Linked DNA regions of Homo sapiens: region 1 is linked to region 2. Evidence: read pairs that join two places in POLR2A ChIA-PET (ENCODE). Cell type or tissue: PC-9. All regions are shown on one strand. Each heading gives the region's core, and the rest is flanking DNA. Links, peaks and the distances in the headings are about the cores only.

Region 1 (15,706 bases), core at 3,558-11,557, 1.5 Mb before region 2:
ATTGGAGTCTAAAATTGAAAAAGCACAACTTGAAAACTCTAGCCTTTACTATAAGAGAATGTCTTTAATGACTCTGGTATAGATAAGACACAAAAAGCACTGAATCAAAAATTAAAGATGACTATATCTTACAGTGTTAAAATTAATAACTTCTATTGAAGAAAAGACAGCAAATAAAAGTTAAAAGACAAGCTGAAGGCTGGGAGATGTCTGCACTGCATACTACTAGATAACTGAAAAATCAATTAGGGTACAGATTAAACAGGCAAAATTATAGAAGAGGAAATTCAGGGCTGACAGAATACGAAAAAAAGGTCAAATCTCTATGGTAACCAAGAAAATGTATATTAAGACTATAATGATTATATGAGATTGTAAGAAACTTAAAAATCCTGAACAAAAAAAAGTAGTATGAAGTAGAGCTGCTCATATATCCTGGTAGGAATGTAAATTGACACAAGCACTTTGAAGTTCAATTTAACAATATTTAGCAAAGTTGAAAGTGAGCATATCTGACAAATTCACAATTTTAAGTCTAGGTATATATTTAGAAAGAGCTCTCCCAAATGTGGCACAGAAATTCTAATGACAATGTTTACTGAAGTATTGTTTTCAACAGCAAAAAGTTGGAAGCAATTGAAATACCCATTGCCCTTACATGCAGAACAAATAAATTCATGCTTCAATCGACATGAATCAATTTCCCAAATATAATGAGGATTGAAAAAGTGGCACCTTAATACTTCATACTATTATAAAGCATGCATTGATATGATGAATATAGTTCTCTGTGGATTAGGGAGAAGGAGGAGATCAAGAAGTGGTACACAGGGATCTTCTACTCTACTAATGATGTTTTATTTCTGATTGAAAAACCTGACCCAAACATGAAAAACTATTAATTTTTTAAAAATCTGGGTGACGGACACACAAATATTGGTTATAATATTTTCTCTATGTGTTGAATTTATGAAATACTTTCTAATTAAGAAGGAAATAAAAGAAAGTCACAGATTTTCAAAGGATAGAAATTTCAAAAAGAAGGAAAAATAACCATAGAAAAAGAATCCTGCAAAATAATCATATTAATACACAAAGGCTAATGGTTGCTTCTGACATCATAGGTATCTGACATAAATAAGTCTAATCCTGCCCAAATCTTATTTGTGTAAAATTAATTTAGTCTCAGCACGTTTTGCTTCATCAATAATCTGTTTTAGAAACAACATTCTCTCAAGCTGTAACTTCTCTCAGCGAACTAGCACCTTGGCAGTTTATGACTCATTCCCTCCGACAAGACAACTTAATACATATTTAGTCTACCACAATAGAGAATGATTTTTAGATCTATTGGAAACACGGATTTAATAACTAAAACTGCTCATATGGATATGATGTGTTGAGACAAACACTGACTTGGAAATTGTTCTTAATTTCTTCTTGTAGAGTCACTAAAATTTCTTTGATAAATCATGTTATTGCCACAAATTTTAGGTATACACCTCACTCAAGATTACACCAGATAATCTCACAGAACTATAGCTTCTAAGAGTAGAAAGAGGTCCTTAGAGTCACACATCGATGGCCATATCTTATTTACTTTATTTACCTCTGATTCCCCATCACCAAGCACAACTGCCATGTAAGAAAGGATACTAGGCCCTTCTTCCTCTCTGTTCTCTGACTTTATAATTGAAATGAGATGAAAAATTTTATATCCATGTGAAATCTTTGCAGAGAAACTCTGAATGTATTTAAAATAAATATTTCCTGTGGGGGACTAAGAGGGCTTAAGTAATAGATGATACTTTCTTTTCTGAGGAATCTAGATCCTCTTAATAGCAGAGCTTTTTGTTTTGCTGAACAAAAAGCAAGTGAAGATGCAAGTCTGGGGGTGGAGTGGAATTGCTGTGCATGAGTAGCAGGGGAAGAGCCTGCCTGGCTGATGACAAGTTGGGGAGATATGGGAGTAGGCTGGGTAGGAGGGATAGACAGAGTTGAGGGTAAGAGGAGTTCTAGTTAATTTACTGTGGGGTATGTAGCACAGAGTCCTAGGACTTCTTTCTCCCCTCTGGCTTCATTGGAAAACATGACTGTCCTCATTAATACTTAACACCAGGAGGTGGAAGAGGATTGAGCTCCCCATTCAGATAGGTCTAGAGGAAATCAGAGAACATAGCTGGGGATAATGCTAGGGGGTGACACAGAGCTAACTTTGGGCCTCTCTGTAGGTCCGTTGCCTTCCTTGTTGTATCTCTCCCATCTGTTTGTGAGTTTCTCAAAAGAAGAATTGAGATAAAAGAAGATAAAGCTTTTAATCTCCTGTGCTGTGCTGATAAATTTTGTTAAATGTACAGTCTAATGGATACAAATACATTCATATAATAATAAGAAAAATATTGCTTATATTTTATTTCTTAAGAAAATAATATATATTTTAAAATGTAATCATGTTCATTATAACATATGATTTAATGTGCAATAATAATATATTCTCTTAGATCACAATGAAAAGTTAAAATTCTTACAGAGGAAAATAAACTTTACCTTTTTCTGTTTATGCATAGGCTACAAAAGAGGTAAACTGTTTCCTGTTTCTTAACTAATTCTAAATGTAGGTTAATTAATCCAAAGTAACAAAACAAGTCCCCAGCTTCACAACAGAAGCTAAGTATCTTAATTTATTCTTAAAGGGTGATTTTTAGACTGTGAGTTGGCTCTTAATGGGTAAAGTGCTTTATTTTAGATTTTCTAAATAATTTATTCTGGAATATGTGGGAACTTAAAAAATAACTTCTTTAAAAGCTCATGACCTGTTGTGATCCATTTTTAAAATAAACTTTTCAAAATATTACATAATGCTATTGCCTTACATACTGCATCATTATAGTCTATAAACTTGAATTGCTGTTATTATAACTATTTTGAGAATTAAATGAGACAATGAATTCTTTTAAAGCACTTAGAACATAATGGGCCCCCCAAAAATCATAGCTTTATTGTTGTCAGTATTAAAATATTTGACTTTAACACAAAATGTTATTATTTATTTGTATTTTAAATAATTGAATATAATCCAATATTCAATTATTTGACATTGCTCTCTGTTTCTATAGCTTAAACCAAGATCCATTTTTGTAAATAAAGTTTTATTGGAAAACAACCATTCTGAGACACACTCACTTTTGTACAATTTCAGAGTTGAGTAGTTGAGACAGAGAGAGGGTGGTCTACAAAAGGCAAAATGTTTACTATCTGGGTCTGCAAGAAAGAGTTTGCCAAACCCTGGCCTAAACTCAAGACATCTTTATAAACTTTATAAAAATAGAATATATTATGAAAAAGTAAGTTTAATTAAAGTGACTTTTTCACATTCATTTGAAACAAATCACTTTGTCTCATGTATAAGTTTCTGATACAAAGAGAAATGGCAATGTAATCTGAATAAAAACGAAACATACTTGGGGAAAGTCAAACACACAAAATCAAAAACAGAGTGGAACGGCCAGGAGTGATGGCTCACGCCTGTAATTCCAGCACTCTGGGAGGTCAAGATGGATGGATCGCTCGAGCCCAGGAGTTTGAGACCAGCCTGGCTAACATGGCGAAACCCCATCTCTACTAGAAATACAAAAATTAGCTGGGTGTGCCTGTTATCCCAGCTTCTTGGGATGCTAAGGCAAGAGAACCACTGGAACTTGGGAGGCAGAGGTTGCAGGGAGCCGAGATGGTGCCACTGCACTCTAGCCTGAGCAACAGAGTGGGACTGTCTCAAAAAAAAAAAAAAAAAAAAAAGGAGACAAAAACAACAACAAAAAAACCCCAAAACCTAGAGTGGAACAAATTCAGAATGCTTAAGTAGTTCAAGAGTACACTGATGGGGTCTATCTGGTTGTTTAAGTCAACAAAATCACCACTACCTAGTTTATTTATTTATTTATTTTTCCAGGATTTCAAGTTAGTTTTTAGCTGGTTAACTGATTTGCCGCTTTGTTAAGAATGAATGACATGTGGCCGGGCGCGGTGGCTCACGCCTGTAATCCCAGCACTTTGGGAGGCCGAGGCGGGCGGATCACGAGGTCAGGAGATCGAGACCATCCCGGCTAAAACGGTGAAACCCCGTCTCTACTAAAAATACAAAAAATTAGCCGGGCGTAGTGGCGGGCGCCTGTAGTCCCAGCTACTTGGGAGGCTGAGGCAGGAGAATGGCGTGAACCCGGGAGGCGGAGCTTGCAGTGAGCCGAGATCCCGCCACTGCACTCCAGCCTGGGCGACAGAGCGAGACTCTGTCTCAAAAAAAAAAAAAAAAAAAAAAAGAATGAATGACATGTTAAAAGCTGCATTCATGTAATGTACCAATGTGATGAACTTGGGAATAAGTGTACCCCTGTGAAACCATTACCATCAATGCCATTGACATATCCACCACCTCTCAAAGTTTCCTCCCACACCCTTTCTTATTATTATTGTCAGGGGACAACAATTATTGGACACATAATATATACTGAATTCCACCATCCAATCCTGTCTGTCTGTTGTTGAGGTTGTTTTTATTTTTAATATTATATAAAAAAGAAAAAAGACAAGGATTTACCAACTACCCCTGGACTCTACAATACACTTAAATAGTAACCAGTCAACTCTACAACATTCAATTATTTGACATTTTGTTGGAATTTCTTAAGGTATGAGGATAAATCATCTACCATACATAAACACATTAGGAAAGGATCAATTCTGTACATGAAAAAGTTAGGTAAAATTTACTAAAGAATTCCCTTCCCTGCTGTTGCCAGTGTGGAGGGCCTATTCACTTATGCTCCAGGACTGATTTAGTGTGACCACCTGCCCACCCTGTGCTAGATCACAAAAGCAATGTTACTGTAATCTCTAATGTCAAGATTCCCTCAGGAGCAGATGCAGATTCCTCCTCCCAGAGAGATAAGCATAACTGTAATCTCTTGTGGTCATTTCTGCTTTTGTTTCCTGGCATTTTTGCCAGCAAATCTTTACCTACTGATGCTATTACTCTTGTATCATTCTTCTGTCTCATCGATCTTCCCACTTCTCCCTCCTCAGAGCCTTGAACTAATCTTTGAGTCTCTCCTACGTTAAATAATGTCCTCTACATTATCAATCTCTGTTCCCAGAATCTACTTTCTGTCTGTGCCTCAACTGATTCTCTCTCAAATACATGAGTTACCCCTGCAGCCCTTTCCAGCCCTTTCTAGTAGAACATGTAGACGAGGAAGAGGTGCCCATCCATTACTCCTTGATACTCCTTTGCAACGTATTCCATGAGGTTAAACCATGCTGTCACCCACTCTCCCTGTAGCTGTCTTCTGTCCTTCTGTCAATCTGTTCATCAGTCACTCGCTCATTCCCCGTGACTTTGCTCCCTGACTCCACTCTTCTCTCCAAGAACTGGCCTCACTCTGAGTGACTTCAATGTCCATGTGAAGACTCAGCCAGCGCCTTAGCTTCAACAGTCGTTTCCATTTCTGCCTTGACTCCATCAATATGTTTAAGCCACCCACATTCACGTGACACCCTAGATTTTATATTTCATTACTTAGAATTACCCTGGAATTGTAAAATCCTGGACTCCACTCTCTGATCATAACCTCTTCTGGTTCTATTATTCCATCACTTTGGTGGTACCCGTCCTTTAACCATATAGAGACCATTGATCCTTCACCTTCACTCCTCCATTCTCCTCCCATTTCCACATCCAACAGAAACCACAGGGTCATCATTTCAACTCCTTTGCCAGCAATCCATCTTTTCCCCTTGTTTCTCAGTTCCCCTAACCTGAAAAAAATCCCTAAAGGTGGATTGATTTAAATGTTGCTTTTCCCTCTTCTTATACAGGGCTAAAAAGTCGCAGAGCTATCTGAATTGGTATCACTGTAAATCCATAGTCCTAAATGGATCTTTAATGTTGCATTTGCTGTATTGTTAATTTTTTGCCTAACCCCAGGCACCTCTTCCCTCTCCCCTTTCTTTGCCAACTTCCCACTTCACTGTCTCATCATCTGGCTGGATGCAGACCTTGCTTCCTACTTCCTGGGAAAAACAGAAATAACTTGATGAGGCTTCCTTCATTGTTCTTTCCCTGTGTTAGAAATTTACCTGCAAATATTAGTATCAGTCTAGGCTTCTTTCTGCTTTTTTTTTTTTTTTTGAGATGGAGTCTCACTCTGTCACCCTGGCTGGAATTCAGTGGTGCGCTCTTGGCTCACTGCAACCTCCGCCTCCCAGGTTCAAGTGATTCTCCTGCCTCAGCCTCCAGAGTAGCTGGGATTACAGGTGCCCGACACTACACCCAGCTAATTTTTTGTATTTTTAGTATAGATGGGGTTTCACCATGTTGGCCAGGCTTGTCTCGAACTCCTGACCTCGTGATCCACCCGCCTTGGCCTCCCAAAGTTCTGGGATTACGGGCGTAAGCCACCATACCCGACCTTCTCTCTGCTTTTATTGACAATCCATTCATCGTGTGCTGGATTTTCAGCAAAATTATACCTATTTTTCAGAGGCTGGGCTGGATATAATTTCTTCATCAGCCCCTGTCATTAGTTCTCCATAGCACAAAACTCTTATTGTTTATTGTTTTTTTTTTTTTTTTTTGCTAGATTGTAAGCTCCATATACCAGGTGGCCATTGGGCAAATGTTGCATCACAGAGACTGTAGCCCAGTAAAAGTTTTGTATTAACGGTATTTTGTTTCAGGAGACATACTTCCATGAAGAGGAGAATTCAGAAGCGACTACTTAAAAGTTTCTTGATATCCACGTAGATGTCTATGCTCGTTAGGTACATGCAATCAATTCTTTTTCAGAAAAGCTTGTGCGTGGGTAGACTAAATTTTTATTAACCAAATCAATTTTTAAATGTACTGAGAGAATTCTAGGAATGTAATAACACTTAATTATATGGCAAATTGATTTTTTTTATGTGAAAAATGCTTTGGTAAAAATAATAAAATTGTGACTTTTTTCTGTCTTTTCAGTTTACTTTTTCATAGGTTGGATTTATTGAAGCGTTGTACAACTGTGTATGTATACCTCACTCACACAATGAATGGGTTTCTACGTTGTCAATCAATTTTTTTGTAAATATGTAACCATTGAATTCTGAGATATATTTTAGGTAAGTTTTTACATTAAAAAAACAAAGATCTTGGAAAATTATTAAAATGCTTTAATATAAATGCAAAATGCTTATTGAAAGAAATAAAAATTAAAATATTTTAAGAATCAGGTATTAACAAAATTACCTTATCAATAGGAAGTACTATTCCAAAACTGTAATATGATATGTAGAGTGCTAGGGAGATGCTTATTTAATCATGAAACCTACCTTTAATTGGTGTCTTTAATGTAGGTTGTAACACCCGTTTCTAGAGGAGTAATTTATCATTACCATCTCTCTATATGTCCTTCCAGCCCTCTTCTACGTATTGCTGAGCTGACCAGCTTATTTATGATCTTCTGAATCTGTGCCTGCTTGTACTTAGTAGGAAACAAACTAATGTACGCTGAGAAAGGGAGAGATAATAAGAGGTGGATAGGAAAACAGCAAGATTCTAGAGTAAGACCCAGGGGAAAAGGGTTACCCTGGCAACGTGACATACTGTGAGGAAGATGACTCAGGCCCGCGGTGACAGGAAATGAATCAGGCCACACTGTGACCAGAGGAACCACTTAAGAAGCAGACAATGATTCAGCTTTGGTGAAAGTCAAGTAATGAACAGGCTACACTTCACTTTTGCATCTCTAAGAGGCACTGTCCGCGGTTCACCTGCTCCTTGCCCAGCGATCTGCACGGTGGAGAGCTGCTTACCTCCGCCAGGTAGAACTCGTCGTACTGCCTCCTGAAGTTTTCTCCTTTGTAGTAGTTGCTAGCCGCCACGATCACGTCCACGGTCACCATGCTCAGGATGAACATGTGGAAAACGGATGACCGCATCATTTTCTGAGGGGGCGAAACAGACAGACTCTTAACAAAGAAATAAACCTCATGATTAAGTGTAATTGACTTAGTCCTTGGCTGACAGCACCTTTGTGATGTGCTGCTATGCAAAACAGGGCTTCCAAGATAAAGCCATCCATGTCCCACACTGCTGAACTGGGCAGGCAAGGGAACCTTTCTTTCAGGCAGCTAAACAGTGACTAGGAAGATGGTTTCAGAGACTTTTGACTAAAAATGGAAAACATATATCATTTGTGTATGGCTTGCATCTTAATTTTTAATTGGTTGGTTGGGTAGTATTTATCCTTAATTCTGACTGTATGGATAAATGGCTTTTAAAAAGCTAGTAACACAAAACAAGTATTTCTTTATTCTGTGTTTAGGGAGAATACTGCAGATGAAAATATTTTAGAGATGATTATTATACAACTGGAAAAGTAAGAGAAACCTGAGATTTATTTTTTACTTATTACTTCCATAAATATTTGTTGAAAATTTTACTACAACTTCTAGTAAGTGACATGTACATCATACTTGCTCTCTACCTGGAGTTTTTCTAGGTGCTTTACATAAATTAACTCATAACAGCCCTAGGAACCTATTCTAATAAGGAAACTGAGGCTCAAAGAGGTTAAGTAACTTTCCCACTGTCAAACAGGGATTGAAGATGGACTCAATACTGGAACCCAAGTCTGGTCCAAGTCTACTGCCTACATTAAGATAAAGATAATTAAACATTAAAAAATAATGAGTATTATTTATTATTATTATTATTATTTTGAGAAAGAGTCTCGCTCTCTCGCCCAGGCTAGAGTGCAGTGGCGTGATCTTGGCTCACTGCAAGCTCTGCTTCCTGGATTCACGTCATTCTCCGGCTTCAGCCTCCCGAGTAGCTGGGACTACAGGCGCCCGCCACCACGTCTGGCTAATTTTTTTGTATTTTTAGTAGAGACAGGGTTTCACCACGTTAGCCAGGATGGTCTCGATCTTCTGACCTCATGATCCGCCCGCCTCGGCCTCCCAAAGTGTTGGGATTACAGGCATGAGCCACCATGCCTGGCCATAATGAGTATTATTATAAAGGTTATCATGTATTAAACGGTTACTATGTTCCAGGCCATATTATTCACATTAAAAATATTTGTGGGTACATAGTAAGTGTATATATATATATATATATACACACACACATAAATATATATATATACACATATATATTTATGGAGTACACAAGATGTTTTGATACAGGCATGCAATGGGGAATAAGCATATCATGGAGAATGGGGTATCCTTTGAGTTACAAATGATTATGTTACACTCTTTAAGTTATTTTAAAATGTACAGTTATTATTATTGACTGCAGTCACTGTATTATGCTAGCAAATAGTAGGTCTTATCTATTCTTTCTATTTTTTTTGTTCCCATTAACCATCCCTGCCTCCCCCCGTCCCCCCAGTACCCATCTCAGCCTCTGGCAACCAATCTCTACTCTCTATGTCCATGAGTTTGATTATCTTGATTTTGTGATCCCACAAATAAGTGAGAACATGTGATGTTTGTCTTTCTGTGCCTGGCTTATTTCGCTTAACATAATGATCTCCAGTTCCATCCATGTTGTTACAAATGACTGGATCTTGTTCTTTACTATGGTTGAATAGTGCTCCATTACGCATATGTACTGTATTTTCTTTATCTATTCGTCTGTTGATGGACACTTAGGTTGCTTCCAAATCTTATTGCAAACAGTGCTGCAGCAAACATGGGAGTGAAGATTTCTCTTAGATATACTTATTTCCTTTCTTTTGGGTATATGCCCAGCAGTGGGATTGCTAAATTACAGCAGCTCAATTTTTAGTTTTTTGAGGAATGTTCAAACTGTTCTCCATAGTGATTGTACTAATTTACCTTCCCACCAACAGTGTAGAAGGGTTCCCTTTTCTTCGCATCCTCACCAGCATTTATTATTGCCTGACTTTTGAATATAAACCATTTTAACTGGGGTGATATGATGTCTCATTGTAGTTTTCATTTGCATTTCTCTGATGATCAATGATGTTGAACACCTTTTCATATGCCTGTTTGTGTCATTTGTATGTCTTCTTTTGAGAAATGTCTATTCAAATCTTTTGCCCATTTTTTGATCAGATTATTAGATTTTTCCTATAGAGTTGTTTCAGGTCCTTATATATTCTGGTTATTAATCCTTTGTCAGAGGGGTAGTTTGCAAATATTTTCTCTAATTCTGTGTGTTGTCTCTTCACTTTGTTAATTGTATCTTTTGCTGTGCAGAAGCTTTGTAACTTGATGTAATCCCATTTGTCCATTTTTGCTTTGGTTGCCGGTGCTTATGGGGGTATTGCTCATAAAATCTTTGCCCAGTCCAATGTCCTGGAGATTTTCCCCAGTGTTTTCTTGTAGTAATTTCATAGTTTGAGGTCATAGCTTTAAGTCTTTAATCCATTTTGATGTGATTTTTGTACCTTACAGAGATAGGGGTTAGTTTCATTCTTCTGCATATGGATGTCCAGGACCATTTATTGAAGGAACTCTCTTTTCCCCAGTGTATGTTCTTGGCACCTTTGTTAAAAATGAGTTCACTGTAGGTGTGTGGATTTCCTTCTGGGTTCTCTATTCTGTTTCGTTGGTCTATGTGTCTGTTTTTATGGCAGTACCACGGCGTTTTGATTACTGTAGCTTTGAATTATAAATTGAAGTCAGGTAATGTGATTCCCCCAGCTTTGTTCAATTTGTTTAGGATAGATTTGGCTCTTCTGTGGTTTCATATAATTTTAGAATTTTTTTCTATTTCTGTGAAGAATATCATTGGTATTTTGATAAGGATTCAATTGCATCTGTAGACTGCTTTGGGTAGTATGAACATTTTAACAATATTGATTCTTCCAATCCATGAATATGGAATATTTTTCCATTTTTGGTGTCCTCTTCGATTTCTTTCATCACTGTTTGATAGTGTTCATTATGGAGATCCTTCAATTTTTTGGTTAATTGCAAGGAATTTTATTTTATTTGTAGCTACCGTAAATGGGATTACTTTCTTGATTTCTTTTTCACACTGTTTGCTGTTGGCTTATAGAAATGCTACTAATTTTTGTATGTTGATTTTGTATCCTGCAACATTACTAGGTTTGTTCATCAGTTCTTATAGTTTCCTTGTGGAGTCTTTAGGTTTTTCCAAATATAAGATCATATCATCTGCAAACAAGGATAATTTGACTTCTTCCGTTCCAATTTGGATGCCCTTTAATCTTTCTCTTGTCCTATTTTTCTAGCTGGGACTTCCAGTACTATGTTGAATAACAGAGGTGATAGTGGGCATCCTTGTCATGTTGCAGGTATTAGAGGAAAGGCTTTTCAGATTTTCCCCATTCAGTATGATACTAGCTGTGGGTCTGTCATATATAGCTTTTATTATGTTGATGTATGTTCCTTCTATCCCCAGTTTTGCTGAGGGGTTTTACCATGAAGAGATGTTGAATTTTGCCAAATGCTTTTTTAGCATGAATTGAAATGATCATATAGCTTTTATCCTTCATTCTGTTGATAGGATGTATCACATTCATTTATTTGCATATGTTGAATCATCCTTGTATCCCAGGGATAAATCCGACTTGGTCATAATCCACATTATTCAAATGTTATTTGTTTTATCTACTTTAATATCCACCATAGCTCTATATGGTGAGATATATTACTCACATTTCACACAGTTCAGAGAGACTAAGTCATTTTACCCTAGTCTATTTAAAGTCCATTCTGGGGCCCGCTGCCCACTGTGGGGTAGAGAATACTTAAATGGAGAGAGTGGAGGCTGAAGGCCCTGGGCAGCAGAAAGAGGAGAGAGAAGCAGACCTATGGAAAGGAACTGAGCACAAACAACACACCACTGAGCCACATCTGCCCAGGGACTAGCGCCACCACACATCCTCTTTCTGAGGTTTCATTTCTTCTGGGTATTTATTAACACATGCCCTTACTGTCTGGTCTGACCTGAGAATCCTTTAGTCCTTGCAGCTCAAAGAGCTATTTTCCTTAGCTGTGGATTTATGTCTTAAGCAAACTGTTATTACTAAAATGGGGTAAGAGAACAAGAACTGCCTCTTCTGAGCACTGCCAATGTCTCCATGACTCTATGTATGTGTTTCATGGGGTCTTCCTTATCCTACATCAGGTGCTCTGGGCCAAACTGCCTGGAGCCGTAACTCCACCACTTACTGGCACTGTGGCCCCAGGGGAGTTACTTAAACCTCTGTTTTCTCATTGATAAAGTGGAGAAAATAGTACCTACTCCAAAGACTTGTTATTAATTTTAAATGAGTCAATATATGTAAAGGGCTTAGAACAGTGATTACACTTACAAATATTCTACAAAGGTTTACAGAAAAAAGGAATGCAATTTTGTGAATCAAGCATTTTTCTGTTCGGGAATGAGAAATTAATTACCCGAGGTTGAAGAATTAATTATGTTGCATATCAGACTCAGCCCATAGTCTAGTGAGGTAAGTAACATTGATAAGGATCTAATAATTTGAGACATGCCAGTGACATCGGGAAAGTAGACTTTTATTAAGGCTTCCTGTCACCGTGGCTATTGATGCATATCCGTTTCCCTTTGACTTTATTTTACAGGTAATACAAAAATCAAATTCCAGAGCTGCCAATCAACATGTTTATATGCACATCAATTTACTTGCAGAAATGACTGACCTTCATAACACAGATAGGCAAATCATCTGGCACATTTCTATGCTCATTAAAATTTTTATTGTTATTTAGTCTTTCTTGCATTGTGAGAGTTAAATTCCATTACTATTATTCCTTTTCTATACTCCTTTCAGCATAATGTTCTATTAGAAATATTTCTGCTGATTTCCATTTCATCTGCATGGCAGAAAAGCCACAACTTTCTTTTTCTATTTTCCTTAGCTGTGGATTTATGTCTTAAGTAAACTGTTATTACTGAAAGATCCAAACAAAGCTTTTAGCCATGGCTGTCAGGAAACTTTTAAATTGGTTTTGTAACTGTCACAGCTTCACTTTGGTGCTGTCATTATAATTAGGTTGTTTTTTGTCTGAATGTCTACATGTCCCTGTTGGTTCAGAGTTATTAAAATAATCACTTACAATGGATTTTGATACACTATAATCACCATTGCTTAGCTGACTTTCTCCAAAGCAGTAACTTTCAAATATTAAATAAGAATTAAGGTGATAAATATGTGCAGTACCTACATTTAAATATTAAAATCAGTAACTCCAGCTTTAAAGTTAGAGCTAGTGGCATGGCCCACTTCAACTCAATTCACTTCAGCCAGTGCTTGAAACTGGCTATCAGTTTCTTTAATGTAAAAAGGCTGATGACATTACATTTAGATTCATCCTTGTATCTACAGGAAAGTCCAAATTTATACTTTTCAATTTTTTATTTTCTAATAAAAATTAATATAAAGGAAAATGTTAAAGCTGAGTCAGTACCACAAAATATTATATGACTTGAGGTCTTCACAATTGCATTATTTAATATGGATGCATGATCTATCCCTCTACCTATCTATGTAGACAGATGAACACATACATCTCTAGTATATGTGTATGTGAGTACATACATATGTGGATTCACATATGTGTGTGCATATTCTTTTTTATTTATATATTTTAATATAAGGTCCTTCAGACTCCACATACACATTTGATTTTTTAAAGTTTCCTTTAATTGCAATGTCATTTTGGTTTACATTTTTTAAAAGCAGAGGAGTTTTGGATATGTTTTTAGTTTGGCTTTGATCCAAAAATTACTTATCTGTGTATATGACAGCTGGAATTTTCAAAATACAAAGAGTCTATACTAGATTAATCCCCAAGGCAGCATTATCTGTCAGGAATGAGCATTGTTACTCAAAGTGTGGTCCCTGGACCAGCAGCAACCTGGAAGCAATTATTAAGAATGCAGGATCTCAGGCCCCATCCCAGGCCTACTGAATCAGAATCTGTATCTTTAACACGGTTCCCAGGTGATTCGTGAGCATGTTGAATTTTGAGAAGCACTGTTGTAGGGGATACTCCTTAATAGCAGGCTGCACTGGGTGACCTATAAGATTATTTGCAACTTCACAGTTTCATGATTCTAAAAGTCTATAATGACTAGAATAGAATACCACAGATGCTGGCTGGAATGTAATATGTTGGACTACACTAACATAAAAATGGCTGCCAACCTTGTCCCCATACCCCAACTCCATGGTCAAAAATCAACTAAATCTGTTTGGCTTCATAAAAACAAAAGCATGTGTTAGTTTTGCAACCATTTGGAGGCATTATAAAGACATCATTACAGACTCTCATAAAGTTAAGAAATGCAAATGCAGGTGGCCTCCAGGATGTGAAAAAAGCAAGGAAGCCATTTCTTCTCCAGAGTCTCCCAAAGCAATGCAGCCTTGTTGATACCTTGTGTTTAGCCTAAGGAAGTCCATTTTGGACTTCTAACTGCAGAGTTCTAAGAGAATACATGTGTGTGGTTTTAAGTCACTGAATTTGTGGTTATTTGTTACAGCAGCAACAGGAAACTAACACAGCATTGTCAACGATTTTGACAGACACCAGCTCAAACTGTCTTGTATACCAGCTCAAATCACCTTCTATGAAACATGATTGTATAAAAGTGCCCAGGGCTACAAAATGGTACCTGACCATAGGGTTCCACACAAGGTGACTTGCCAACGTGGGGTCTCTGTAACTTTGACAACTACAGATATAAAACTCATAACAGCAACCAACGCTTTCATCTTGCTTTGTGTCCAAAAGTGTAATGAGACAATGAGTCTGGAACAATGGGACTGAGTCCAACCTCAAGCAGAACAACAAGAAAGGTCACTTTTTCCCGCATTGATTCTGAGTCCTGCCATGAAAGCAAACCTCCCAGGAGACTGTGGAAGTCTAAGCCAAACACGGGGAGGGCTTCTCACGCAATTAAAATGGACACCAACAGGATGGATTATTGAAATAAGAGCTACTGTTTTCTGGAGTGCTTGGTTTGTGCCAAGATTCATTCCAAAGATGTTGCTTGCTCATGTAATAACATCTTTAATCCTCAACAACTCTGTGAGGTAGATACTTTTGCATCCCCTTTTACATATGGAGAAACAGGCTCAGAAAGTCTAAGTAGATTTCTAGGCCCACAGAGATAGAAACATCTTAGACATTGTGAGCCCAAACCAGGTAGTCTCTTGCCTTGTATCAGACAGTCAAAATTCATCAGTCAACATTGCTCTATATATTAAAAAAGAGTGACAGCAGCTTCCTCACCAAGTATTTGTGGTTGGATAGAAGGTATAAGTACATGAACCCTAAATCTGAAAGCTGAAGACAATCTGTTTTTCACAGAAAGATTTAAGATTGCCATGGTTTAATGGAATATCAATTTTGAAGACAGGATGAACTGAGTTTAAATCTTGTCTCTGTGCTGGATTTCACCTTTCTGTGACTCAGTTTTCTCACAGAGGAAATGAGTATGATGACATCTACATCTTTTGGCTGTAAAACGAAAATAAATGAGACTTCAGTGTAGAGTCTAGCCTGCAGTGGACACCGTGTGCTCTGTAACTCTCATTATTTCAGTCTTGGAAAGCACTCTAAGGATTTGAAAGTAGAGATGCAGTCAGTTGCTTACAGGGAAGGCCTGAAGGTGTAACATAAGAAATCAGGTGGAAGAGATTAG
Region 2 (15,706 bases), core at 2,574-10,573:
CATACTCTTGTCAAATGATTATTCTACGAGCATGAAGAAAAGTACAAGGCACATGCTGCAATATTAGTGGGAGCTGATAAAAGGGGAATTTGTGTGTAATTCCTCCCTTTAACAGACTAAAGAAGAAAAACTATATGATCATCTTGAAAGATATATAAAAAAGTTTGGTACAAGTCAACATCATTCATGGTCTTTTAAAACCAACATAAATATTAGGGGACTTCGGCAGGGCCCAGTGGCTCATGCTATGATTCCAGCACTTTGGGAGGCTGAGGCGGGCAAATCACTTGAGATCAGGAGTTTGAGACCAGCCTAAACAACATGGTGAAACTCGTCTCTACTAACAATACAAAAATTAGTCTGGTGTGGTGGCGGGTGCCTGTAGTCCCAGCTCCTCTGGAGGCTGAGGCTGGAGAATCACTTGAACCTGGGAAGTGGAGGTTGTAGTGAGCTGAGATCGTGCCCTTGCATTCCAGTCTAGGTGACAGAGCAAGACTCTGCCTCAAAAAAAAAAAGTGTGTGTGTATATATATACATATATATATATGTAGAGAGAGAGAGAGAGAGACAGAAAGAGAGAGAGAGACTTCATAAACCTGACAACATGTGTCCACTGAAAGCCCACATTAAATATATTCATTATTTATACATAATACACACATTAAATGGAGGAAAATTACAAAGACAGGAAAAAGACAACAATATCCACTGTCACTGTTCCTATTTAGCATTGTGTAGAAGTCTGGACAGTATGATAAAAGCAAGGAAATGAAATAAGAGCTGTAACAATTGGAAAGGAATAAACGAAGTTTCATGTTTGTAGATGACATGATTTTCCATATAGAATATGCAATAAATTCTATAGACAAACTATTTGGAACTAATGAAGGAGTTTATCAACTGCGTGTAAGATCCTGTACAAAAACAGGATTTTTTTTTTTTTTTGAGACGGAGTCTCGCTCTTGTTGCCCAGGCTGGAGTGCAATGGCGCAATCTCCACTCACTGCAGCAACCTCCGCTTCCTGGGTTCAAGTGATTCTCCTGCCTCAGCCTCCCAAGTAGCTGGGATTACAGGCATGTGCCAACATGCCAGGCTAATTTTTGTATTTTTAGTAGAGACAGGGTTTCACCATGTTAGCCAGCCTGGCCTCGAACTCCTGACCTCAGGTGATCCACCCACCTCGGCCTCCCAAAGTGCTAGGATTACAGCCGTGAGCCACTGCAACCAACCCCAAAAACAGCATTCTTATATACGAACAACAAAAATTTAGAAAGGGTAATTTTTAAAATATGCCATTTGCTATATAACAATAATTCCAAAGTACCATGGAATAAAATATATTGAAAGATGTTACATGAAACTGTCTTTTTCTCAAGATCTTTCCCTGTAATTGATGGAGAGACAGCTTCAAATAAATACTCTCATTGCAGTGGGATAGAGGTAACATGAGCTATCATAAACCACCTGGTTATGACATTTACCAATGACACCTTTCTTTCTATAGCTGATGACTAGATCTTCAGCAAAATAAATCAGAAGCTTTTAGAGCTTCACGTGCTGCCCTTCTCCTTTCCCCTCCCTGCTCTCTTCTGCTCCTTCCTCTCCTTTCCTAGAGCTTAGTCAATGGGCAGCTGGAACTTCTAGCCCTGAGGGTTCTAGGTGCCCCGTAGCCAGGCCTGCAGGCCAGAAAACATCAAATCTCAAGGTGCTGCCACAGTTAATTCATTGGTGTTCTTTTTCTCTCTCTGTCTCCAGCTCTGTTTGCTTTTTGTTGTCTTTCATTACTCAGTTAAAGTTAACTGCCAGTTTCATTTAGTTTTGTCAAAATAAATGGAAAGAAAACCCTGAAGCAGGAGATGAATGTAAACTGGGAAAATCTTGCAAAATCGCAAAGATAGTTCTTGGCGCTTCTGTTAAAGGAAACATTATTCAGCGACGCTCGTTACAGCACAGTGAAGCAGATGTTATTCAGGATCATCAGGGTTGGTGGAGGAACCACGGCAGTGAGGTTTTGTGGTGGGGGAGATGGGGCTTGTGAAAATATATAATTCAAAATCTAAGCTGTTGGAACTTTAAATTATTTTGACCCTTAAAGGAATGTGATTATGGGGCCTGAGTCAGGCAAGCAGGCAGACATAACCCAGGCAACTGAAACCTGTGTTTCTCTGATTAGAGATTAAACTTCTTCCTTCCCTACATTGTTCTATTAAATGTAAATGACTTAAGGGCCTCAGGGAAGACCTCTTCCCTATTCACTGTGGATCTTCATTATAGATTAACTTTCTCCCTACCTTTCTCACACAAAGACTTTATGGCTATCACATTGTCTTAAGATGCAATACTAAATATACTGTTTTAAATTGGAAAGAAAATGAAAACAAGCAGCAAACAAACTGTCACCATTTAAATTGCCGTAACTCATAAACCAGCTTTGTATAGAAAATGTTACAATCCAACTAAACTTCTCTGTTTTCTGCCTATATAAGCAAAAGCTTAATTTTTAACGTCAGAGCGCTCACCTCATTTCTCTGGAGTCTGTGTTTCCCAGATGGATATTCTCAGCTTTTCAAAGCTTAAATAACTTCTTTCAAGCTAGGTTCTAATTCTTTCGATTATTTCAAGTTGACAGGGTCAAGTTCTACCACAGCAGGGGCAAGTAAGAACTTATAGTCAAGGAGCAGGGAGGGGGTCAGTGGATAGAAAATTACTATGAGGTAACATCTGGGTAAGGAGGATTCTGGCTAAACCGACCTAACAGGATTCTTGCTGAAGACAGGTCGGGGTATGAGACATCACCTAGGGGATGGTGGAGGATGAGGAATCTTACCCTGAAGATGAGGAAGATGGAAGATGATCAGATATCAAGGGTTCTGGCTAAACTGACTTAGCAAGCTTCTTGCTAAAACTAGATTTCACAAGGAAGTGCACAGCTAGATCAAGAAGTGGCATGAGGAACCTGGGTCATGCAAGAATTTTTGTCCCTTCCAGAGACAGAGGGCACTGAAATAGATACACTTCTCCCTGAGACAGAGAAAGGTAACCTTCTAAAAGCTCTGGAATGAAAGATGACATTTACAGCTTCTTATCTCTTAGATTTCAAATGCTATTGTCAACTGTAATACAAAAAAAAAAAAAAAAATGGTCTCTCTCTGTCTTCTCTCTTTTTAACAGGTTGGGATTTTGCTTGCGCTGTTGCCCAGCCTGGTTTGCAGTGGCGCAATCATGGCTCATTGCAGCCTTGATCTCCTGGGCTGAAATGATTCTTCCGCCTCAACCTCCCAAGTCTTTGGGATTATAGATGTGACTACTGCACCTGACTAAAAATTGGTCTCTTTATTACATTTTTCCTTTTTTTTTAAAAAAAAGAATGATGGTCTCTTTTTAATTGGTATAATGAATACAATCCACTGGCCAAAGAAGAAAGAAATAAAAGCATGTGGATATATATGTGCATGTGGTGTGTGTGTGTGTGTGTGTGTGTGTGTGTGTGTACTGTCAATAGACTAGTAATGTCACCTGATAGGTGTACTGCTGCTTTTCAGTTTAAAAACCCCATCTATAAACACCATCTCATTTGATGCCCATGGCAATTGTGTAGGATCCATAGAAATGGCATAATGAATACTGGGGCACAGAAAGTGGAGGAGAGGTCCCTATTAGTCATCAAGGGCAGTGAGAAGGAAAACAATGAGTCAAATAAAAACAAACCAGCCATGAAAGAAAACATTGATATCCTGGACTTCATTAAAGCTTAAACTTCTGCTCTGCAAAAGACACCACCAAGAGAATAAGACACATCACAGACTGGGAGAATATATTTGCAAAAGACATATCTGATAAAGGATTTTTATCCAAAATATGCAAAAAAAACCTCTTAAAACCCAACGATAAGCAAATGAATAACTCAATCAAAAATGGACAAAAGATCTGAACAGAAACCTCCCCAAACAAGATACACAGATGGCAAATAAGCAGATGAAAAGATGCTCAACATCATATGTCATCAGGAAAATGCAAATTAAAACAAGACACCACTATATACCTATTAGAATGGCCAAAAGCCAGAACACTGACAATACCAAATGCTGGTGAGGATACAAAGCAATAGGAAGTCTCTTTCATTGCTGGTGAGAATGCAAAAATGGTTATAGCAACTTTGGAAGACAGTTTGGCGATTTCTTCTTTTTTTTTTTTTTTGAGACAGAGTTTTGCTCTTGTTGCCCAGGCTGGAGTGCAATGGTGTGATCTCAACTCACTGCAACCTCCACCTCCCGGGTTCAAGCGATTCTCCTGTCTCAGCCTCCTGAGTAGCTGGGATTACAGGTGCCCACCACCACACCTGGCTAATTTTTGGTGTTTTTAGTAGAGACGGGGTTTCACCATGTTGGCCAGGATGGTCTCAATCTCCTGACCTTGTGATCCACCCTCCTCGGCCTCCCAAAGTGCTGGGATTACAGGCGAGAGCCACTGCGCCCGACCCAGCTCAGTGGTTTCTTACCAAACTAAATAAACGTACTCTTATTATACAATCCAGCAAACAAGGTTTTTGATACTTACCTAAATGAGCTGAAAACTTATGGAACCCTAAGTTTATGTCCACAAAAACCCTGCACATGGATATTTATAGTAACTTTATTTTAAAATTTTTTTTATTTTACTTTAAGTTCCAGGATACATGTGCAGAATGTGCATGTTTGTTACCTAGATATATATGTGCCATGGTGGTTTGCTGCACCCATCAACCAGTCATCTAGGTTTTAAACCCCACATGCATTAGGTATTTGTCCTGGTCTCCCTAGTCCCCCACCCCTGACAGGCCCTGGTGTGTATTGTTTGCCTCCCCGTGTCCATGTGTCCTCATTGTTCAGCTCCCACTTATGAGTGAGAACAGGCAGTGTTTGGTTTTCTGTTCCTGTGTTAGTTTGCTTAGAATGATGGTTTCCAGCTTCATCCATGTTCCCTGAAAAGAACATGATCTCATCTCATTCCTTTTATGGCTGCATAGTATTCTATGGTGTATACGTGCCACATTTTCTTTATCCAGTCTATCACTGATGGGCATTTGGGTTGGTTCCAAAGCAACTTTATTTGTAATTGCCAAAACTTCGAAGAAACCCTGATGTCTTTCAATAGGTGAATGGATAAGTAAACTGTAGAACATCCAGGCAATGGATTATTATTCAGCACTAAAAAGAAATGACCAAGCCATGGAGAGACATGGAGGAATCTTAAATACATATTACTAAGTGAAAAAAGCTAGTCTGGAAAGGCTGCATGCTGTATGATTCCAACTATATGGCACTCTGGGGAGTGCAAAACAATGGAGACAGTAAAAGGATCAGTGGTTTCCAGGAGGTGGGGTTGAGGGGGATGAATAGGTAGAGCCCAGAGGACTTTGAGGGTGGTGTAACTACTCCATATGAGAGGATAATGGTGAGTACATGTCATACATTTGTCTTAATGTGCATTAAGAGTGAACCCTAATGTAAACTATAGACTTTGGGTGATAAGTGTCCATGTAGGTTGATCAATTGTGACAAATGTACCGCTCTGGTGTGAGATACTGATAGAGGGGGAGGCTGGGGAGAGATGAGTGGCATATGGGGTGTATGGGAATTCTCTGTGTTTTCTGCTTAATTTTGCTGTGAGCCTAAAACTACTCTAAAGACGTCTTTTAAATAACTGCACACATAATAAAAGTAAATAGCAACGATATTCAAGATTCAACGTTTTAGTTAAGAGACTTTATTTGCAATAACAGGTTAGCTTCTGTTTTAGTTCTCCCAGAACAAAATTCCATAAGTCAATATTTTACTAATCCTTTCTCACAATGTTAATAGAAAACCCTGAGTGGAAATCAGAATTCAATCGTCAAGTCTGTGCAAGTGGAAACCCTGAATTGCAGGGTAGCTTAAGTGCTTTACACACATTGAAGATCAGCTGATTTAGTTACTAGTCTTGGATCTCTTCCCAGCACAGCAATAACGATGGCATTATCAGTGGCTTCAATATGGGATCGTCTTGTCATTCCAGACATATGAATCACTCTAGATACTGGAATAATAACACAGGGATTTCTCCCAAAAGAAAGAATTGCAGCATGCCTTAATACAGAGACAATAAAATCAGAAATACTCAGTTACACGTGCATAGAAAACCTCAAGTTTATCTTGCAGTATCTCTTTAAGAAGCCCAGGATGAATAGAAGAGAGCAAGGAAATGTCACACTCCTCTCACTTTAGAGAAGATGAATGTGATAAAAGGCTCATCTCATGAAAGCTGTCTATGTCACCTGTCCCAGAATGTGTTGATTCTAGTCTGAAATGCATGCCAAGTTATCCCAACCACTTAAAACCATCAACATTAGAAGATAGCCAGGAAACGGACTGAGGCCCAAATAGAACCTCTTTTTTTAGCTTTCCTGGCAAAATAGGAGCTGTAGGTTCATAGATCATTTATAAAAACTTTGACTCCATCAAACTTACTAATCATTTTATTTAAAATAGAGCTCATCTCTACAGACATTCCTTATTTAGAGTATAACATTTTCCATTCTCTTGGTTTAATTATTTTATAAGTGACAAGCTGGGCTAGACGTTTTCCTTCCCAGACATTTATTTTGTTCTCTGGAAAATATTTCCTGCCTCTCTTTACCTAGATAATTCTTACTATTTCCTGCCTCACAACTAGGCATCACCTGCATCAGGTCCACTTTAATTATCTGAGAATCTGCCTCTGCCTCCTACCCACTGGACTGTAAGGAACATGAGGGTTGAGACCTTGTACCTGGTCTGGTTACTGGCATGGAAAAAATGCTCATTAAATGTTTAAAGAATGAATGAATGTACGAATGAACACTGGGAACAACTTCTTTTTATTTCTTCAACAGAATTTAGGTCACACAAGTTTTAAAAATTCATGCAGATCAGTTTCTTTTTAAGTAGAGAGATGCTTAATACTCTTATACTCACTCCTTTAGAAAAGATTGAACTGCTATATACCGATCACTTTTTCTCACCAAGATTTTTCTTCGCTAAATTTAAAACATATAGAAAGTTATAAAACTAATATAATAAATACCAAAATTCCCACCACATAGAATTTTAACTTAATATTTTCTCCTATTTGCTTCCAGTTATTTTTTAAAGATATAGATACAAGTAGAGGTCCCTTCCAACAGATACACTGTGTCAGTCATGCACTTACCACCTTTCAGCTCCAAATTCACCCTTTTTTGCCTGCTCTATGCAAACAGATGTGGGCCCTTTCAATACTTTGCCAGCTGGAACAATGCTAAACTTTGTCAGTAGACTAGACAGAAGGAGAGGGTTTTGCCCCTTGGTTCAGGTGTGCTCCTGCAGACTGGCAGCTTCCCCAGTGTCCAGCTCCTTTAGAGCACATGGTTTCCCCAGGACCCAGCTCCTGCAGAGCTCATAACCTCTCTAGTTCTCAGCCTCTGCAAGGCATGGCAGCCAGCAGCACCCAGCAGCAGCAACTCACCTCCCTACCAGCATCCTTGAGTAGTTTCGTAGCTCAGCCCTTCCCTACAAGCAGCTTTCCCAGAACCGTCTGGGGCAGATTTCTGACTAATGTGACTAGCACAGCACCACAGGGACTTCTCCACAATCCAGTGAGCCATGGCCACATCCTCTCAATAGGCTCTGGATCTCAGCCCTTTTGAGGGGACAGGCAACTTCTATCTCAGACTTAAGCATAGAGGCTGCTGCTTATATTTGTTATTTCCACACTTTTTAGGGTTCTTGTTTTACTAGTCAATGCCTCATTATTCCAATCCCTTGTTATACCTAATTCTTTTATATTCAACTTTCCCTGTTTAAATTACTGTCTGGTTTCTTTCTCCTGATTGGACCCAAGCAGAAATAGATACAAAGGGTCCTTTCAATAGGAATATAAAATTTATATTTTTCTTGTAAGGTATAAAATTAATCAGTATAGCTGCTGTAGCTTCTTCTACATCTAGAGGTATGATAGGAACTGATATGCCTGTACTCTCTGTCCTGCAAGTGCCAGAGGGGATGATTCTGATTGGGAAAAGCCACATGTAGAGACATGCTAGCACCCTTGGAGATTCACACACTCCTGGTTCCTTTGAGCTTCAGGTCATGGTGACCAATGATTATGCCAAATGGGGTCCCTGGCAATGGGAGACACCCTCCACCCAAACACATGCCCAGAAGTGTTGAACTTGTCACTTCCCTGTTGTGACTACCAGGCATACTCCTTCTGAAAATCAGCTATCAGCTTGGTCTTGTCCTCTAATTGAAACTGCACACCTGACCTATAAAGGCCTTGTGACTCTCTGGTCTGTTTAAACTCAGACTCAATCGCTAACATGGTGAGAAGGGTCCAACAAGCCTAGGCTGGAAAATGGAATTTGGACAGCCTGGCCCCAGCAGCATCTCGGCTGTACACAAAACAGTGGGCACAAGCCCTCTGAGGGAAATTTTATCTCCTATTCACCACCTGAGGCGAAGCTGTGGCTCCATGGGGCCCTCACTTTACAGAGGTTCCCCTAAATGCATGGGCCTGGGTCACTGATGGTTTTTCCAAGCTGAACCCCAGTGGTGTCCCCTGAGCTGCTGTGACTACACAGATCCAAAAACAGATGTGAGCTGTCTGCTCAGAAGGCAGAATGCATGGCTGTTCTTGCAGGTCTGGCCAAGACTGCCCTTGATGCAACTTGCCCTATTTTTAGTCATTCTTGGGCTGTTGTCAACGGCTAAGCATTTGGTCAGCCACTTGGAAAACTACAGATTCCAGATGAACAGCATCCCGTTTGCAGGTCACAAACTGTGGAAACAAATCGTGACTGCTGAGAGAAACATCTGGGTCACTCACATAGATGGAAATGATCAAGGCCCCTTCTCTGATGAGACCGATTAGAGCCAAGCTGCCGGTGGAGCCTGCACTAAGCAGATGGCCACGTTGCTCTCTGGACCCATCGCTGTGCTGGATGTGGGAACGCACCCACCACTGTGGATGGCACAACGTGCAGGACTCCATGTTTATGATGCGGGGGCTCCCACTGGAGCTCCTGCCACAAGTTGACCTACTTGTCTCACAATGGTGTGGCCTCGTGGCAGGGATGCTTTCCCTGCTGCCGCCCACAGCCTGACCTTTGGGCCCTTCATGGGACTATGGTGGTGCCCTGCTACTCTTGACACCTTTTCAGGTGGTGGTGTTATTGTTCTAGTTCCATTAACCAACTCTGGCCACATCATTGTGGCCCTTGAAGATAATCTTTGCCATATTTTCAGCTCTGTGAACCACCAGCAAATAGCTACTTGATGGCCCTTTCTCTCCTTACCACCCACAGGCATCTGATGTTGTTGATCATTGGAGCAGCCTCCTAAAAACTTGATTTAAAAGATTTCTGACCGTATTCCTGGTCCACACTCCTTAGCCAGGTAGTTTGGTCATGTACGTGGCTCATTATTGACTGAAATGCCATTATAGGCCACACTAATAAAAGACACAAAGTTGACTTAAACAATTGGAAAAACATAATACGTTCTTGATAGGAGGACTTAATTCCTTAAGATGTAATTTCCCCCTTACTATATAAATTTGATGCAATTCCATTAAAAACGCTGATTTTGCCCTCTGGAGCTAGATTATAGGGTTTGTATTTTAAAAAAAATTAATAGGCTAGGCAAGGTGGCTCATGTTTATAATCCCAGCACTTTGGGAGGCCAAGGCAGGTGGATCACTTGAAGTCAGGAGTTCAAGATCAGCCTGGCCAACATGGCTAAACCTTGTCCCTACTGAAAATACAAAAATTAGCTGGGCGTGGTGGTGCACGCCTATAACCCCAGACACTTGGGAGGCTGAGGCAGGAGAATCGCTTGAGCCTGGGAGGCAGAGCCTGCAGTGAGCCAGGATCATGCCACTGCACTCCATCCTAGACGACAGAACGAGACTCTGTCTCAAAAAATAAATGAATAAATAAGTAAAATTAATAAACAAGACTATCAAAGAAAATTTTGGAAAAAGCGCAATGTGGGAGGCTAATCCCATCAGTTATTTAAAACATTATAAAACTTCTATATTCAAAGCTTCATGGTATTGATATGTGATAGAAAAACAGGCCAAAGTTCGCATTTGAATAGCACAACTGGAAACAGACATATATGGTTATGGAAGTTTAATAAATAGTGAAGGTATTATCTCAAGTCATGGGGAAGTTTTGAATTATTTCATAAATAATATTGAGCTATGTGGGAAAAAATACACAGGAATAAATTCCAAATGGATGAAATCTAAATGTAAATAATGTAGCTATAAGTACTAGAAGGCATGTGTTAATTTCTTTATGACTTGAGAATTAAGAAAACTTTTTAAACCATCATTAAAAATCCAAAACCAATGTCTAAAAGATGTACAAATTTTGGCTGAGCATGGTGGCTTACACCTGTAATCCGAACACTTTTGGAGACCAAGGCAGGAGAATCCACTGAGCCCAGAAGCTGGAGACCAGCCTGGGCAACATGGCAAGACCTTATCTCTACTAAAAATTATAAAATTAGCCAGGAGTGGTGGCATGCACCCATAGTCCCAGCTACTCAGGAGGCTGACACAAGAGGATTGCTTGAGCCGAGGAGTTTGAAGTTGCAGTGAGCTATGATTTACCCCACTGCACTCCAGTCTAGGTAATGGAGCAAGACTCTGTCTCAAAAACAGGTATAAATTTGACCACATAAAATTTAAATAATACTGTATGACAAAAAATTCAGATGCAAGGCTGGGTGCAGTGGCTCACGCCTGTAATTGCAGCACTTTGGGAGGCCGAGGAGGGTGGATCACCTGAGGTCAGGAGTTCAAGACCAGCCTGGCCAACACGGTGAAACCCCATCTCTACTCAAAATACAAAAATTAGCCGGGTGTGGTGGCACACACCTGTAATCCCGGCTACTCAGCAGTCTGAGACAGAAGAATGGCTTAAACCCAGGAGGTGGAGATTGCAGTGAGCCAAGATCGTGCCACCGCACTCCTGCCTGGGTGACAGAGTGAGATTCCATCTAAAAAAAATTCAGATGCAAGATCACAAGATAAATTAACAAACTAGGAAAAGATATTTGCAATTTAAGTCTCTGATAAAGGGCTAGATCTCTGTTCAAGGTGAGATTTGGGTGGGGACACAGAGCCAAACCATATCAGTCTCTGAAAAGTTGTTTAAAAAATGTACATCAAGACCATCCTGGCTAACACGGTGAAACCCCGTCTCTACTAAAAATACAAAAAATTAGCCAGGCGTGGTGGCGGGTGCCTGTAGTCCCAGCTACTCGGGAGGCTGAGGCAGGAGAATGGCGTGAACCCAGGAGGTGGAGGTTGCAGTGAGCCCAGATCGCACCACTGCACTCCAGCCTGGGTGACAGAACGAGACTCAGTCTCAAAAAAAAAAAAAAAAAGTACAAATTAACTTACAGTAAACAATGTACAAAAATATAGAGTTCAAAGAAAAATAAAAATGGCCTTAAACATATGAAAAAATGCTCAATTGCATGCATGTAAAATAAATGTAAGTCAAATTACATTGAGATTTCATTTTAATCTGTTTTTTTTTTTTTTTTCCAAGACGGAGTTTCGCCCTTTCACCCAGGCTGGAATGCAGTGGTGTGATCTCGGCTCACTGCAACCTCTGCCTTCCAGTTTCAAGCGATTCTCTTGCATCAGCCTCTCGAGTAACTGGGATTACAGGTGCCTGCCACCACGCCCGGCTAATTTTTGTGTTTTTAGTGAAGACGGAGTGTCACTATGTTGGCCAGGCTGGTCTTGAACTCCTGACCTCGTGATCTGCCAGCCTTGGCCTCCCAGAGTGCTGGGATTGCAGGCATGAGCCACCGCACCCAACTTTAATCTGTCATAGTAACAAAAATTGACAATAAGTTTTATTGATAAGACACTGGAGAAACAGACACTCTAAAACTGGTAGCAATGCAAAATGGAGAATAATTTGTCAATGTCTACAAAAAAAGTATATGCATTTATACTTTGACCCAGCAATTCAATTTCCCAAAGGCACACTAGCAAAAATATAAAATGATTTATGCATCTAATTAGGGGACTGGTTACATAAACTATGACGCATTTTCCCAATGTAATGCCATGTAGCAGTAAAAGAGGCAAGAGGAGGGCCACCACATGCTGCTGTGGAGTGAATGGTGGATATATTGCTAAATGAAGAAAGTACACTGAAAATAGTATATATAGTATGCAACAAGCTGGGCACAGTGGCCACGCCTATAATCCCAGCACTTTGGGAGGCTGAGGCAGGTGGATCAATTGGGCTTAGGAATTGGAGACCAGCCTGGACAACATGGCAAAACCCCATCTCTACCAAAAATACAAAAATTAGCCGGGCGTAGTGGTGCACACCTGTGGTCCCAGCTACTTGCAAAACTGAGGGGAGGATTGCTGGAGCCCGGGAGGTCGAGGCTGCAGTGAGCTGTGATCGTGCCACTGCACTCCAGCCTGGGTGATGGAGTGAGACCCTGTCTCAATATAAATAAGTAAATAAAAAATATATAGTATGCAACCCAGTGTGCAAGCAAGCAAGGAGAATGCAGGTACAGTTTATATTTGTTAAAAGAAAGGCTAGAAAGATAAAATTAAAGCTAATAAAAATAGCTGCTTTTATGGAGAGGGAGGAAGTAGAATGAAGGGGACAGGAATATAAGCAGGTCTCTCTTGAGAGTCATTTGCTATATAGCTTTGATTTCAGAGACAATTCAAAAATAAAATGTTTAAAAACTAAGCCAGGTTTGGTGGCTCACGCCTGTAATCCCAGCACTTTGGGAGGCAGAGGCGGGTGGATCACAAGGTCAGGAGATCGAGACCATCCTGGCTAGCATGGTGAAACCACTTCTCTACTAAAAATACAAAAAATTAGGCGGGTGTGGTGGTGGGCGCCTGTAGTCCCAGCTACTTGGGAGGCTGAGGCAGGAGAATAGTGTGCACCCGGGAGGCGGAGCTTGCAGCAAGCCGAGATCGTGCCACTGCACTCCAGCCTGGGTGACAGAGTGAGACTCCGTCTCAAAAAGAAAAAAAGTTTAAAAACTAAAAATTAAATTCAAACAACAATAAATGAGTCAATGTGTATGACATACTGACAAAAGAGTTGTTTCAAGTGATTTTAGAACATAATATTTTGACTATGTGTGCTTATAGAGATATATTCTAAGGGCAAATAGAAGTGCAAGTAAATGTTAGAGTTGACTGGGTAGTTTAATTTTAAGCAGGTATACTGTATTACTAGTATTTTGAAATTTTTACATAGTGTAGGATAATAAAAATAGATAATTAGGCTGATGTTATTAATAACCAAAATTTTCAGTATGACAAAAGAGAAACAAGTATAAAGTCATAGCCAAAAGTGCACAATTTGGGCATTAATAAGAAAAATATATTCATTCAATTAAATGAGCAAATTGAACATATGAGAGAAAGAGAGCTCCAGCTCATTGGACACCATTGCAAATACCAGGGCACCAATTCCTTACTCTGAAAATTTACAATTAAAAGAGATGAATTAAGCACTCATCTTGTCTTTCAGGATAATTAAATAGCTCTAATTGGAGAGAGAAAATTATTATTTACTGAGGAATTCCAGCTAATAGATGAATAAGGAATGACAGAATCAGAAAACCATCACTTTGCCACCCCTGGTGAAACAATTGAGTCACACAGCAATCACCAGAGGATAACATTACTTCGTGATGGGTTGGTGGGGAAGGAGAATGGAGGGGTCAGGCTGTCACTACTTGAATTCTTTGATCAATCTCAGCATCACTGAAAATGGAAACTGATCATTTGGTGCCTCCTGATGTAATGTGATATGAAGCACACAGCACCAACTGTAATGTATTCTTGCCAAAAAAAAAAAAAAAAGTTAAGCCTGAATCTAACTAAGCCTCTAGGGAAACACAAGGGATAAAGAAGGAAGTGAAAACCACAAGGAAACAAAAAAGAAATCAAAATATGGGACATTCTATAGGACAGCTTGTCTGGTTTCTTAAATAAGCCAACATCAGAAAGCAAGGGAGAGAGGGAGGAATCAATTTGATTAAAAGAGACTTAGAAATTACAATATGCAAATGAAATGAATGGACTTTGATTTGATCTGAATTCGAATAAACAGTCTGTACAAGTTTTTTTTTTTTTTTTTTTTTAAGATGGAGTTTCACTCTCATTGCACAGGCTGGAGTGCAATGGTGCCATCTTGGCTCACTGCAAACTCTGCCTCCCAGGTTCAAGCAAATCTCCTGCCTCAGCCTCCCAAGTAGCTGGGATTATAGGCATGTGCCACCATGCCTGGATTATAGGCATGAGCCACTGCGCCAGACCATGTACAAGTATTTTTGAGACAACTGGAAGAATCTAATCATGGTCTGATTATAAAATGTCTCTGAAGAATTATCGTTAATTGTATTAGGTGTGATAACATTGGGATTAAGGAAGATAATGCTGTTATACTTTAGGGGCTAATGTATGCAGGAGAGAAAGGACATGTTGTCTAGGATTTTCTTTAAAATACTTTTAACAAAGAAAAAGAAAATAGACGTGGGTAGGTAAGTATGGAAAACTCGAGAACTGTTGAATCTGGGGAGCGGTGTGCAAGAGTTCTTGTGCTATTCTCTGTAATTTTGTGCATGTTTAAAATTTGTATAATAAAATAACTTAAAGCCTTTTATATAACAGATTAAATAATAGACCAAAAGAGAAATTATAAATTATTGATTTATCAGCTGAAAAGCTGAAAATCTTCTGCACTGAAAATAAGAAACTTACTAAAGCGAAAGATTTGGAGTGATGTTGAATGCCTTGTCTGTCATCACTGGAAGCTAGGAAACAGTTGGACTGCATATATTAACTAGTGCTAGAAAAAGACTACAAGCTAAGGTTTCCATACCCAGCCGAAGTATCCTTCATCCAGGTAGCGACAGAAACATATGCGTGGATATATATGGTTTGGGAGAGTATAGCTCTCATATGCTATGTGATGAAAGAGAAATTATAAACCATTGATTTATAATTTCTATTTTGGTTTATTATATAATCTGTTATGTTATTTTCTTTTCCCCTCACAAAAAATGTATTGAGTTGGACACGTATAATCTATACATTTTCATGTATGTGTATTATCCCTCAATAAAAGTTTTACTTCCATCAATGCAAATGATTCCTTTAAAATATTCAGTAGATTAACTGAAGAGAGGTTATTTATTGTTGAGACACAAATTTGTGACCTAGGAAATCAAATGAAAGCTAATTTCAAAACACACAAATTGTGAGGGGAAAGATGAGGAATTTGGAAGACAGATCTAAGAAACTTCACATGCAAATAATAGAAGTTCCAGGAGGAAAAAACCAACAGAGGGGCAAACACTGGTAATAGATGAGGAGACCCCTAAGTAGGAGAGAGACACTTATTTGTAAATGGAGAGGGTGCATGCCTCTTCAGAAAAGACTATGAAGGCCCACACCTAGGCATATCCTGGTAAAATAGCTGAACTCTAAGCATAAAGATGAAACTGAAAAGCTTCCGGACTGAAAATAAGAAACTTACTAAAGCAAAAGAATTGGAGTGATGTTGAATGCCTCGTCTGTCATCACTGGAAACTAGGAAACAGTTGGATTGTATATATTAACTAGTGCTAGAAAAAGATTACAAGCTAAGGTTTCCAT

The links. ChIA-PET counts read pairs that join two places held together with the same protein. Peaks named below come from ENCODE experiments on the same cell type or tissue, not always from the same donor. Only the 100,000 strongest peaks of a DNase experiment are listed, where the experiment ranks them.
Region 1: POLR2A ChIA-PET joins it to region 2 with 10 read pairs; 2 of 35 experiments call an interaction of 5 or more read pairs at or near these places.

Annotation. Positions count from the first base shown.
Region 1 is chr13:101,250,598-101,266,303 of GRCh38, forward strand. It overlaps NALCN (sodium leak channel, non-selective), which reads right to left. Exons shown (of 44, transcript NM_052867.4): 11 at 7,846-7,977. Among named protein-coding and RNA genes, the nearest start is that of NALCN, 160 kb to the right of the region's middle. RefSeq lists enhancers at 6,969-8,168, 7,499-7,558. In PC-9, for the core only: a CTCF peak has its summit at 7,868; a DNase peak (open chromatin) is centred at 7,724; H3K4me3 peaks cover 1,357 bases; H3K27ac peaks cover 2,278 bases.
Region 2 is chr13:102,701,660-102,717,365 of GRCh38, forward strand. It overlaps a transcript of METTL21C not described here. Among named protein-coding and RNA genes, the nearest start is that of METTL21C, 14 kb to the left of the region's middle. RefSeq lists a silencer at 14,096-14,325. In PC-9, for the core only: no CTCF peak of the experiment used is centred there; DNase peaks (open chromatin) are centred at 2,762, 3,652 and 6,002; H3K4me3 peaks cover 923 bases; H3K27ac peaks cover 2,668 bases.